2 separate regions of the Homo sapiens genome follow, and region 2 is linked to region 1. Evidence: read pairs that join two places in POLR2A ChIA-PET (ENCODE). Cell type or tissue: GM12878. All regions are shown on one strand. Each heading gives the region's core, and the rest is flanking DNA. Links, peaks and the distances in the headings are about the cores only.

Evidence for each region. Peaks named below come from ENCODE experiments on the same cell type or tissue, not always from the same donor. Only the 100,000 strongest peaks of a DNase experiment are listed, where the experiment ranks them.
Region 2: POLR2A ChIA-PET joins it to region 1 with 7 read pairs; 8 of 35 experiments call an interaction of 5 or more read pairs at or near these places.

What each region holds. Positions count from the first base shown.
Region 1 is chr3:196,442,086-196,447,458 of GRCh38, reverse strand. No RefSeq gene overlaps it. Among named protein-coding and RNA genes, the nearest start is that of UBXN7, 12 kb to the right of the region's middle. In GM12878, for the core only: a CTCF peak has its summit at 1,883 (motif pointing right); no DNase peak of the experiment used is centred there; H3K27ac peaks cover 1,270 bases.
Region 2 is chr3:196,354,998-196,360,370 of GRCh38, reverse strand. UBXN7 (UBX domain protein 7) reads left to right here. Exons shown (of 11, transcript NM_015562.2): 11 at 3,525-5,373. The coding sequence ends at 3,686. Among named protein-coding and RNA genes, the nearest start is that of TM4SF19-DYNLT2B, 19 kb to the right of the region's middle. In GM12878, for the core only: no CTCF peak of the experiment used is centred there; a DNase peak (open chromatin) is centred at 2,233.

The DNA.
Region 1 (5,373 bases), core at 222-5,221:
TCAGAAAGCTTCAAATGATGAGTTGAGTTAGTTGCTACTGGTGTGGTAGTGCCCATCAATGCCAGGCAGGAGCAAATGTAAATTCCCTCTGGAGAAATGTCCCATCTTAGACCTCAACAAATTCTTACACTTTTTTTTTTGAGTCTCGCATCTCGCTCTGTCACCCAGACTGGAACGCAGTGGTGCTTTTTTTTTTTCTTTTCCTAGGGTCTCACTGCCACCCAGGCTGGAGTGCGGTGATGCGGTCATAGTTCACTGCAGCCTCAAGTTCTTGGCCTCAAGCAATCCTCCCATCTCAGCCTGTCAAGTAGTTGGGACTACAGACATACACTACCACACCCAGCTGCCCGTCAAGTAGATGGGACTACAGACGTATGCTACCACACCCAGCTGATTTTATTTTATTTGTTTGTACAGACAGGGTTTTGCTATATTGTTCAGGCTGGGATTACAATTTCTTCACCCATGATAAACATATTTTATTTTATTATTTTATTTTATTTTATTTTTTTTGAAATGGAGTCTCACTCTGTCGCCCAGGCTGGAGTGCAGTGGCATGATCTCGGCTCACTGCAACCTCTGCCTCCTGGGTTCAAGCAATTCTCCTGCCTCAGCCTCCCAAGTAGCTGGAATTACAGGTATGCACCACCACACCTGGCTAATTTTTGTGTTTTTAGTAGAGCGAGGGTTTCACCATGTTGGCCAGGCTGGTCTCAATTTTCTGACGTCAGGTGATTTTCCCGCCTCAGCCTCCCAAAGTGCTGGGATTACAGGCATGAGCCACCTCACCTGGCCACATACTTATTATATAAATCAATGTCTGAAATTCCAGTATTGAACTATTTGCAAGTCTGTTCACTCTATCTGTTGTTCATACTGCTTCTAATACATGGTACTTGGATTTTGTGTGTGTACTTAGGCATTTTCTTTTTTACTCTGAGCTGCTTATTATTATTATTTTTTTTTACAAAATTATGTGGGCTGGGTGCGGTGGCTCAGCCTGTAATCCCAGCACTTTGGGAGGCCGAGGAGGGCAGATCACCTGAGGTCAGGAGTTTGAGACCAGCCTGACCAACATGGTGAAGCCCATCTCTACTAAAAATACAAAAATTAGCCAGGCGTGGTGGTGCATGCCTGTAATCTCAGCTACTCAGGAGGCTGAGGCAAGAGACTTGCTTGACCCCGGGAGGCGGAGGTTGCAGTGAGCCGAGATCTCACCATTGCACTCCAGTCTGGGTGACGGAGCGAGACTCTGTCTCAAAAAAAAAAAAAAAAAAAAAAAGTAGAAATTTTGATTGCCTGATGGATTCTTCCTGCCCACTGCACAGACAAAACCAGTTCACTGAGACCATGGTATTGCCATAAAAAAAGAGTTTAATTAATGTGACGCCAACCACATTTGAGACGGAGTTACTACTCAAATTAGTCTCTCCCAAGGCTTGAAGGTTAGGGTTTTTGCGGACAATTTGGTGGGCAAGGGGCTAGAAAATGAGTGCTGCTGATTGGTTGGATATAAAATTATAGGGGTGTGGCAGGGCATGGTGGCTCACGCCTGTAATCCCAGCACTTCGGGAGGCCAAGGCGGGCGGATCACCTGAGGTCAGGAGTTCGAGACCAGCCTGGCCAACATGGTGAAACCCGTCGCTACTAAAAATACAAAATTAGCCGAGCGTGGTGGCACATGCCTGTAATCCCAGCTGCTTGGGAGGCTGAGGCAGGAGAATCGCTTGAACCCGGGAGGCGGAGGTTGCAATAAGCCGAGATCATGCCATTGCACTCCAGCCTGGGTGACAAGAACGAAACTCCATCTCAAAAAAAAAAAAAAAAAAAGAGAGAGGGGTGTGGAAAACAGTCCATGTGTGCTGAGTTCACCTCTAGGTGGGGCCACAGTCATGAGTCCCAAGCCCAGGTGGTCAGTCCAAAGAAAAATCTCAAAAAAGTAATCGTAGGTTCTGCAATAGTGACAATATCTATAGAAGCAACTGGGGATGGAGAAACTACACCTGTTTTGTGGCTTCTGGCCACATGATTCCTGAGTAGAAAGGGATTATAGAAACTACACTTACAGGCTGGGCGTGGTGGCTCACGCCTGTAATCCTAGCACTTTGGGAGGTGGAGGCAGGTAGATTACCTGAGTTCAGGAGTTTGAGACCAGCCTGGCCAATACGGTGAAACTCTGTCTCTACTAAAAATACAAAAATTAGCTGGGCATGGTGGCAGGCGTCTGTAATCCCATCTGCTTCGGAGGCCGAGGCAGGAGAATTGCTTGAACCCGGGAGGCGGAGGTTGCGGTAAGTTGAGATTGCACCACTGCATTCCAGCCTGGGCAACAAGAGCAAAACTCAGTCTCAAAAAAGAAGAAAGAAAAGAAAAATAAACTACGCTTACATTTTAGCAGAGTTCAGGCCCCTCCCACAATCCTAATCTTGTGGCCTTTTATTGGTTCCACAAAGGCAGTTTTTGGTCCTTGAGCAAGGAGGGGATTAGTTTTAGGGAGGGACTGTTATCATCCTTGCTTTCAAGTTTAAGGGTAAATTAAATTTATTTCTTTTTAAACTTTTAAAAGTTATTATTATCATTATCATTGCTAGTGACACAGGGTCTCACTCTGTATAGCCCAGGCTGAGTGTAGTGGCTCAATCACAGCTCACTGCAGGCTGGACCTTCTGGGCTCAAGTGATCATGAAACTACCATTGCAAGACTATAACTGAGACAGTAAAAGAGATCTGACCTAACCGACTCCATCTTCCTTCCTTCCTTCCTTCCTTCCTTCCTTCCTTCCTTCCTTCCTTCCTTCCCTCGCTCCCTTCTTTCCTTCCTTCCTCCTTCCCTCCCTCCCTCTCTCCCTCCCTTTTTTCCTTCCTTCCTTTGTCAAAACTTTTCCAAGCTGTCCTTGTTCATTCCTGGGCCAAACTAACTTTGGGAGAAACTTAGTTTATAGTTTGAAACCAAAACAATAGCAGCCCTTTCCCAAAACAAACCCTCTTCTTGCATGGGGAGTAGACTGCTTCTGTAGGACTAACAAATTAGCCAAAAGATAGAAATTACAGTTTACGAGCCATGAAGCTGGAAGCTGTAAGATTGTGGGTTTTTTTTCATTTTCTTTTTCTTTTGTTTCCTGAGACGGAGTCTTGCTGTGTCACCCAGGCTGGAGTGCAGTAGTTTGATCTTGGTTCACTGCAACCTCCGAGGAGGCTGTAAGATTCTGACCCTCTCTGAATTTCTCCTGGAGATAACATCACTATTGTAAAACCTAAGATCAGCGCTTGGGATACTTTGCAGACTCTGCACTTGATGGATCAGCTGGCACCACCCAGATGGATAAACTGGCTCATCTGATCTTCTGGCCCCGACCCAGGAACTGACTCAGCACAAGAAGACAGCTCCCACTTCTTACATCTTCATCTCCGAACCAATCAATCAGCACTCCTGACTCACTGCCCCCCAACCCCCAACCCCCAACCAAATTATCCTAAAAATCTCTAAGTGCTAGGGGAAACTGATTTGAGTAGTAATAAATCTCCCGTCCCAGGCCGGGCGTGGTGGCTCACGCCTGTAATCCCAGCACTTTGGGAGGCCGAGGTGGGCGGATCTTGAGGTCAGGAGATCGAGACCATCCTGGCTAATATGGTGAAACCCCGTCTCTACCAAAAATATAAAAAATTAGCTGGGCGTGGTGGCGCTCGACTGTTATCCCAGTTACGAGGGCAGCCGAGGCAGGATAATCGCTTGAACTCTGGAGGCAGAGGTTGCAGTGAGCCGAGATTGTGTCCCTGCACTCCAGCCTGGGCAACAGAGTGAGACTCCGTCTCAAACAAAACAAAACAAAACACAATAAAACACAACACTCTGGTCTCCCATGCAGCCGGCTGTGAATCGCTGTTTCTTTGTTTAAATTTTCCTGTCTTGGTAAATCAGCTCTATCTAGGCAGTGGGCAAGGTGAACCTGCTGGGTGGTTAGAGTCCTCCCATCTAAGCCCTCCGAGCAAGCTGCCTGTGCCACCATGCCCAGCTAATTTTTAATTAATTAATTAATTAATTTTGTAGAGATAGAGTCTTGTTATGTTGCTGCTCTCAAACTCCTGGGTTTAAGTGATCCTTCCACCTCAGCCTCCCAAAGCGCTATTACAAGTATGAGCCACGGCACCTGGCCCTTGGGAGAAATTCAGTTGAGCTGTGGCTCATGCCCATAATTCCAGCACTTTGGGAGGCCGAGGCAGGAAGATTGCTTTTAATGACCAGGATTCAATCAAAGCTTTGCATCTTCCTGTAATGTCTTTACTCTCTTTTCATTCATAACAGTTCCCCTGTTTCCCTCTCTTGGCCAGGCTGGTCTCCAACTCCTGACCTCCAGTGATCCTCCCACCTTGGCCTCCCAAGGTGCTGGGATTACAGGTGTGAGCCACCGTGCCTGGCCTTTTAAATTAAATTAAATTAATTTTTTTTTTTTTTGAGACTGAGTCTTGGTCTGTGGCCCAGGCTGGAGTGCAGTGGCACGATCTTGGCTCACTGCAGCCTCTGCCTCCTGGGTTCAGGTGATTCTCCTGCCTCAGCCTCCCCAGTGGCTGGGATTACAGGCGCCTCCCTCCATGCCAGGCTAATTTTTGTATTTTTGGTAGTGATGGTGTTTCGCCGTGTTGGTCAGGCTGGTCTCGAACTCCTGACCTCAGGTGATCCGCTTGCCTCGGCCTCCCAAAGTGCTGGATGGACAGGCGTAAGCCACCGAGCCCGGCTGACGTTCACTTTTTGAAGAGACCAGGACAGTTATCTTATGAATGCCCATAGTCTAGATTTGCCTGAGTGCTTCCTCATGGCCTCCTTTAACTTGTATCTTGATCTTCCTATACTTTTTGTAGTCTGGAAATTAGGCCTAGAGGCTTGATTGGTACAGTTTTGCCAAGAATATGTCATAGGTGATACTGAACATTTCCTAACGCATCACATCAAAATTATCAGGTTGTCCCACTCATTAATGTTAAGTTGGATCACTTGGTTAAAGTGATGGTTGCCAGATATCTTCCCCAAATTGACATTTAAGAATCACAGGCCAGGCCAGGCATGGTGGCTCACGCCTGTAATCCCAGCACTTTGGGAGGCCGAGGTGGGTGGATCACCTGAGCTCAGGAGTTCAAGACCAGCCTGATTAACATGGAGAAACCCCATCTGTACTAAAAATACAAAAATTAGCCGGGAGTGGTGGCGCATGCCTGTAATCTCAGCTACTTGGGAGGCTGAGGCAGGAGAACATGCTTGAACCCGGGAGACGGAGGTTGCAGTGAGCCGAGATTGTGCCATTGCACTCAAGCCTGGGCGACACAGCGAGACTCCGTCTAAAAAAAAATAAAAATTAAATAAAAAATAAGGAATCACAG
Region 2 (5,373 bases), core at 102-5,101, 87 kb after region 1:
AGAAAGTCAGCCTTTTTGAACCTTTGAGTGCAGCCACTGACTTCTCTCTAGCTGTGAAAGTCCTTGATGGCATCTTCTTCCAATAGAAGGCTGTTTTGTCAAACTTAAATCTGTTATTTAGTGTTGTTACCTTCGTGAACTGTCTTCACTACATCTTCTAGATAAGTTTCTGCACCTTCTGCATCAGCACTTGCTGCTTCACCTTGCACTTTGATGTTATGGAGATGGCTTCTTTCCTTCAACCTCATGAACCAACCTCTGCTAGCTTCCAGCTTTTCTTTCGTAGCTTCCTTAACTCCCTTAGCCTTCATAGGATTGAAAAGAGTTAGAACCTTGTTTTGGATTAGGCTTTGGCTTAAGGGAATGTGTGACTGGTTTGATTTTTCTGTACAGACCACTAAAACTTTCTCCTTTTCAGCAGCACAGCAGTAAGGCTGTTTTGCTTTCTTTCCTTTTTTTTTTTTTGAGACAGAGTCTTGCTCTGTCACCCAGGCTAGAGTACAATGGTGCGATCTCAGCTCACTGCAACCTCCGCCTCCCGGGTTCAAGCAGTTCTCCTTGCCTCAGCCTCCCGAGTAGCTGGGATTACAGGCGCCCACCACCACGCCCAGCTAACTTTTGTATTTTTAGTGGAGATGGGGTTTCACCATGTTGGCCAGGCTGGTCTCGAACTCCTGACCTCAGGTGATCCACCCACCTCAGCCTCTGAAAGTGCAGGTGTGAGCCACTGCTCCCGGCCTGTTTTGCTTTGTTATCATTTGTGTGTTCACTGGAGTAGCACTTTTAATTTCCTTCCAGAACTTTTCCTTGCATTCACAGCTTGGCTGTTTGGTGCCAGAGGCCTAGCTTTGTGTCTGTCTCAGCTTTCCACGTGCCTTTCTCACTAAGCTTCATCATTTTTAGCAATTGATTGATTTTGAGGATGGACACTTCCTTTCACTTGGGTACTTAGAGGCCTACACTGGTAGGTTATTAATTGGCCTACTTTCAATACTGTCATGTCTCCGGGAATAAGGAGGCCTGAATAGAGGGAGAGAGATGGGAAAACTCCCATTAGGTGGAGCAGTCAGAACATACTTCTTTATTAAGTTTGCGGTCTTGTGTGGGCGTGGTTTGTGGTGCCCAAAAGCAGAATAGTAACATCAAAGGTAACTGCTCACAGTTCATTATAATAGATAAAATAATGAACTGCAAGCATTACCAAAAGGTGACACAGAGACAGGCAGTGAGCACATGCTGTTTGAAAAATGGAGCCAATAGAGGCACTTGACACAAGGTTGCCGCAGACCTTCAGTAACTTGAAGCACAATGAAACAGGGCGTTGGAAGCATTTTCTCGAAGCAGAGAAGCTAATTCATTGGAGTAAGTTCAGTGAGCTTTGCTTGATAATTCTTTGAAATAGGTGTGGGAGGCCAGGTGCAGTGGCTCACTCCTGTAATCCCAGCACTTTGGGAGGCCAAGGTGGGAGGATCACTTGAGTCCAGGAGTTTGAGACCAGCCTGGGCAACAAAGCGAGACCCTGTCTCTGTTTAAAAAAAAAAAAAAAAAGAAAGAGGTGTTAGATGTTTAGTCTGATCTCTAACTGCAAACTGTGGTGAGTCATCTTGTTGTTGTTGGTTGGTTGGTTGTTTTGAGACAGGGTCGCTCTGTCGCTCAGGCTGGAGTGCAGTGGCCCAATCTCAGCTCACTGCAACCTCTGCCTCCTGGGCTCAAGCGAGCCTCCCACCTCAACCTCCCAGGTAGCTGGGACTACAGGTGTGTGCCACCACACCCAGCTAATTTTTTAAAATTCTTTTTTGTAGAGAAGGGTTCTCACTATGTTACCCAGGCTGGTCTTGAACTCCTGAGCTCAAGTCATCCTCCTTCCCCAGCCTCCCAAAGTGCAGGGATTACAGGTGGGAGCACCCGGTTGTGAATCTTAATTCTAATTAGTTTATTTCCTTCCCAGATTAAATTAGGTAAGCCACGTAAGGTATGTTCCAGTGAAGATTTTTCTGTTTCATGCCTGCATGGAATAGAAACCCAACTGAAATGACTACTTCTGGAAAAGGACGACTGGGGTTATTTGAAGAGGATAGTGGTTTTCCAGCAGCTGGAACTGCAAAGTGTTTAAGAACTGTGTCTGTTTTTCTCTATGTTTCTCTTCTGGGGCCTGTAGGTTTTCTCTTGGGATTCTCTGCTTCACACCATTCTCTGCATACTGGTGGCTTTTGTTTATTCCTCAGCTCGCACGTGGTTCATCATGGTGACGCTGCGGGCATTTTCATCTAACACAGCTGATGAGCTTTCTGTGGTTTTTGGTTTGTGTTGTTTTTGTTTTTTTCTTCCTTTTCTTGTAGACACGATCTGGCTCTGCCCAGGCTGGAGTGCTGTGGGGCACGACCTTGGCTCACTGCAACCTCTGCCTGCCAGGCTTAAGCCATTCTCCTCCCACCTTGACCTTCCCGGTAGCTGGGACTACAGGCACACACCACCATGCCCGGCTAGTTTTTATTTTTATTTTTACTTTTTTTGAGATGAAGATTGGCTCTGTTACCCAGGCTGGAGTGCGGGTGGCATGATCTTGGCTCACTGCAACCTCAGCCTCCCAGGTTCAAGCAATTCTGCCTCAGCCTCCCAAGTAGTTGGGATTACAGGTGCGCACCACCATGCCCAGCTAATTTTTTTGTATTTTTAGTAGAGACGGGATTTCACCATGTTGGCCAGACTGGTCTCGAACTTCTGACCTCAGGTGAGCCACCATGCCTGGCCCATATTTTTTGATGAGATGGGATTTTGCCATGTTGCCCCAGCTGGTCTCCAACTCCTGTGCTCAAGCTGTCCCCCTCCTTGGCCTCCCAAAGTGCAGGGATTACAGGTGTGAGCAACCGTGCCCCGACACCCTCTGTTTTTAACTGCTGGAAACAGAATCTTGAGTCTGACTAGCTTAGCTTAGCTTAGCCTGTGAATGAATCCCTTGCGTCAGGCATTGCTGGCCGTTTGCTGTGGCTGGAGATAATTAGGCTGATTCTTGAAGACTGTGTTACTGAAATGCAAGCAGTGTTGAAGTTTGATGGGAAGCAGAGAGGGAGATGTTGAAGAAACCTGCAAAAGATGGGAATGGTCCAGTTTCTGAGAAGGCAAGAAGAGATTCAGTGCACAGGTGGCAAGATTGGGTGTAGGCAGAATGAAGGACATATCTTCCTTGATAAAAGGGAGAAAGGAAAACGGATAAAATGTTTTAAAATGAGAACAATAATTTAATTTTATGAATAGTGACTGGGTATATTTATTGGGGAGCCAAATAATAACTGTGTATTTCAGTATCACTTAATGGCTGTAAGTAATTGGGGTCAGATTTATCTCCCCGTCCAAAGGTTTATATTGGCCCTTCCCCAAGGGCAAGCTTTGGTTATATGAAAGAAGAACTTACATTTAATAGCTGATCTAATATGATTAAAAAGAGAATGTTTTCTATTTAATTCACTAATATGCTCTTTCCTCTTTTTCCGTCTAATGGCTTTGTCTTTCTCTTGTTTTTATAGGCTTTGGTGAAGCACGTGCAGTCTAAAGGATACCCAAATGAACGTTTTGAACTTCTCACCAACTTTCCTCGAAGGAAATTATCTCATCTGGACTATGATATTACATTGCAAGAGGCAGGCCTTTGTCCTCAAGAGACTGTCTTTGTACAGGAAAGAAATTAACACCATGGCTTGACCTCTCTCAGCTTACCCCTTTTTTCCCTTTTCCTGTGAGATACATGTCACTAAGTATGCATTTTGGCTCATAGGACCACAGAGCCAAAGTTGGGCAAGCAAGTCACCTTCCTTCTCTTATTTCTTGATCTCTCCTATAATCAGTCTCTTTCTCCCCCTTTGTTTCTTTCTCCTCTTCTGTTTTCTCGCTCCCCACTCCGTACCCTTCTGCCTCCCCCTCCCCCCACACTTTTCTTTCTTACCTAATCTGGTGACCAAACTGAAGTGTAAGGATAAGACCTCTCCTAGTACTAGCAGCAGGAATTGTGTGTTCCAGTAAGTGGTCTCTTGCACGGCACTTTTTTGGGATCAAATGTTAACGTTACTCCCCAGACTCTTCGGGCAAAGGAATGGCTAGATTCAGAGTAAGAACAACCCTCCCTTTTTTGTAAGTCCCCGTGTTTAGCAGGGAGAAGAAATTCTCTAACATGGGTTTGGTTTTGTTGTGTTCTTCATGTGGAAATGTCGCTTAACAAAATATCCAGGCTTTTGTTTACGTGGAAAAAGCATCCCTTGTAATGATTGCTCATCATACTTAAAAACCTTTTTCAAAGGATTTTCATGTTCCCAGCTATAAGGACTATTTCCATGACATGTGTTATTGGCAGAATGAGTGTTAAATATGGAGCATATAGCATGGGGTGACTTTCATTGTCCTAACCTGAGACAGTTTTCCTTATTACTCTGTATTGATCCTGCTAGTCCAAGAATGGACATGAAGTGAACCTATCGTGGTGACTGGGATAGGAAGGTGCTTGCTATTTTTGCCAGCACAGCATATTAGTTCCTTTGGAGCCCTCCATTGTCTGAGTCTGCAGTGATCTGTAGGAAGGCAGCTGGTCAATAATCATGTAGTACAATGGCTTGGAATTGTAACCACTATGGTTATTGATTGTCCTGTGTTGTTTCAGGCATACTTAGGTATGTCCCTGGGGAAAAAGAAAACCATTCAGCTGAGAGTTGCTAACCATGTTCTTTTGGTTAGAAATAATGGTTCATTTTTTGCCCCTGGTTGGAATAGTCTCTAAAAGGCTCTGGTGACTGAATTGAACATGAGTCCGCATGCTGTTTTCTTTCAAAAGGTATCAAAACGGAAAGCCTCTCTAAGGGGAAGACCTTTCAACTCCATTCAGAAGACAACATTTAGTAAGGAGGATGGCGGAGGTTACTAGTAATTTTCAGATGTCTTGGGCTTTTTCTGCCAACAAAACCCAAAATCAAATTAGAGTTGGTGAAAGCTTTCTTCAGTGTTTTTAGAAGAGGCCATCTTGAATCTGTAGAATACCATTTACACATCAACTTCACCCTATGCTCATTTCGTATTTTGAGCTTAAATGGAGTCCTCTGAAGGGGGGGTAGTCGTGATTCTGGTGGCAAAACTAGAACTTTTAACTTGTAAAATGAAAAATATTAAATGGACCTTTTTGTCAGTTGAGGATTTAGATTGATTCTTTTATCTGAGGAGCGTATGTTCCTCAGATGTTGCGTAGAGACCTTTAGGTTTTCATCTACTTTAAGATTGCTCTCTTGGCAATTAGGGGATTTGGGAAAAGAAGAAAAAAAGATGCCATGTGTTGCTAGTACACAGTTATAGGATATGGTTTCTAATGGTTGAATTTTGAGGAACTCTCCCTAA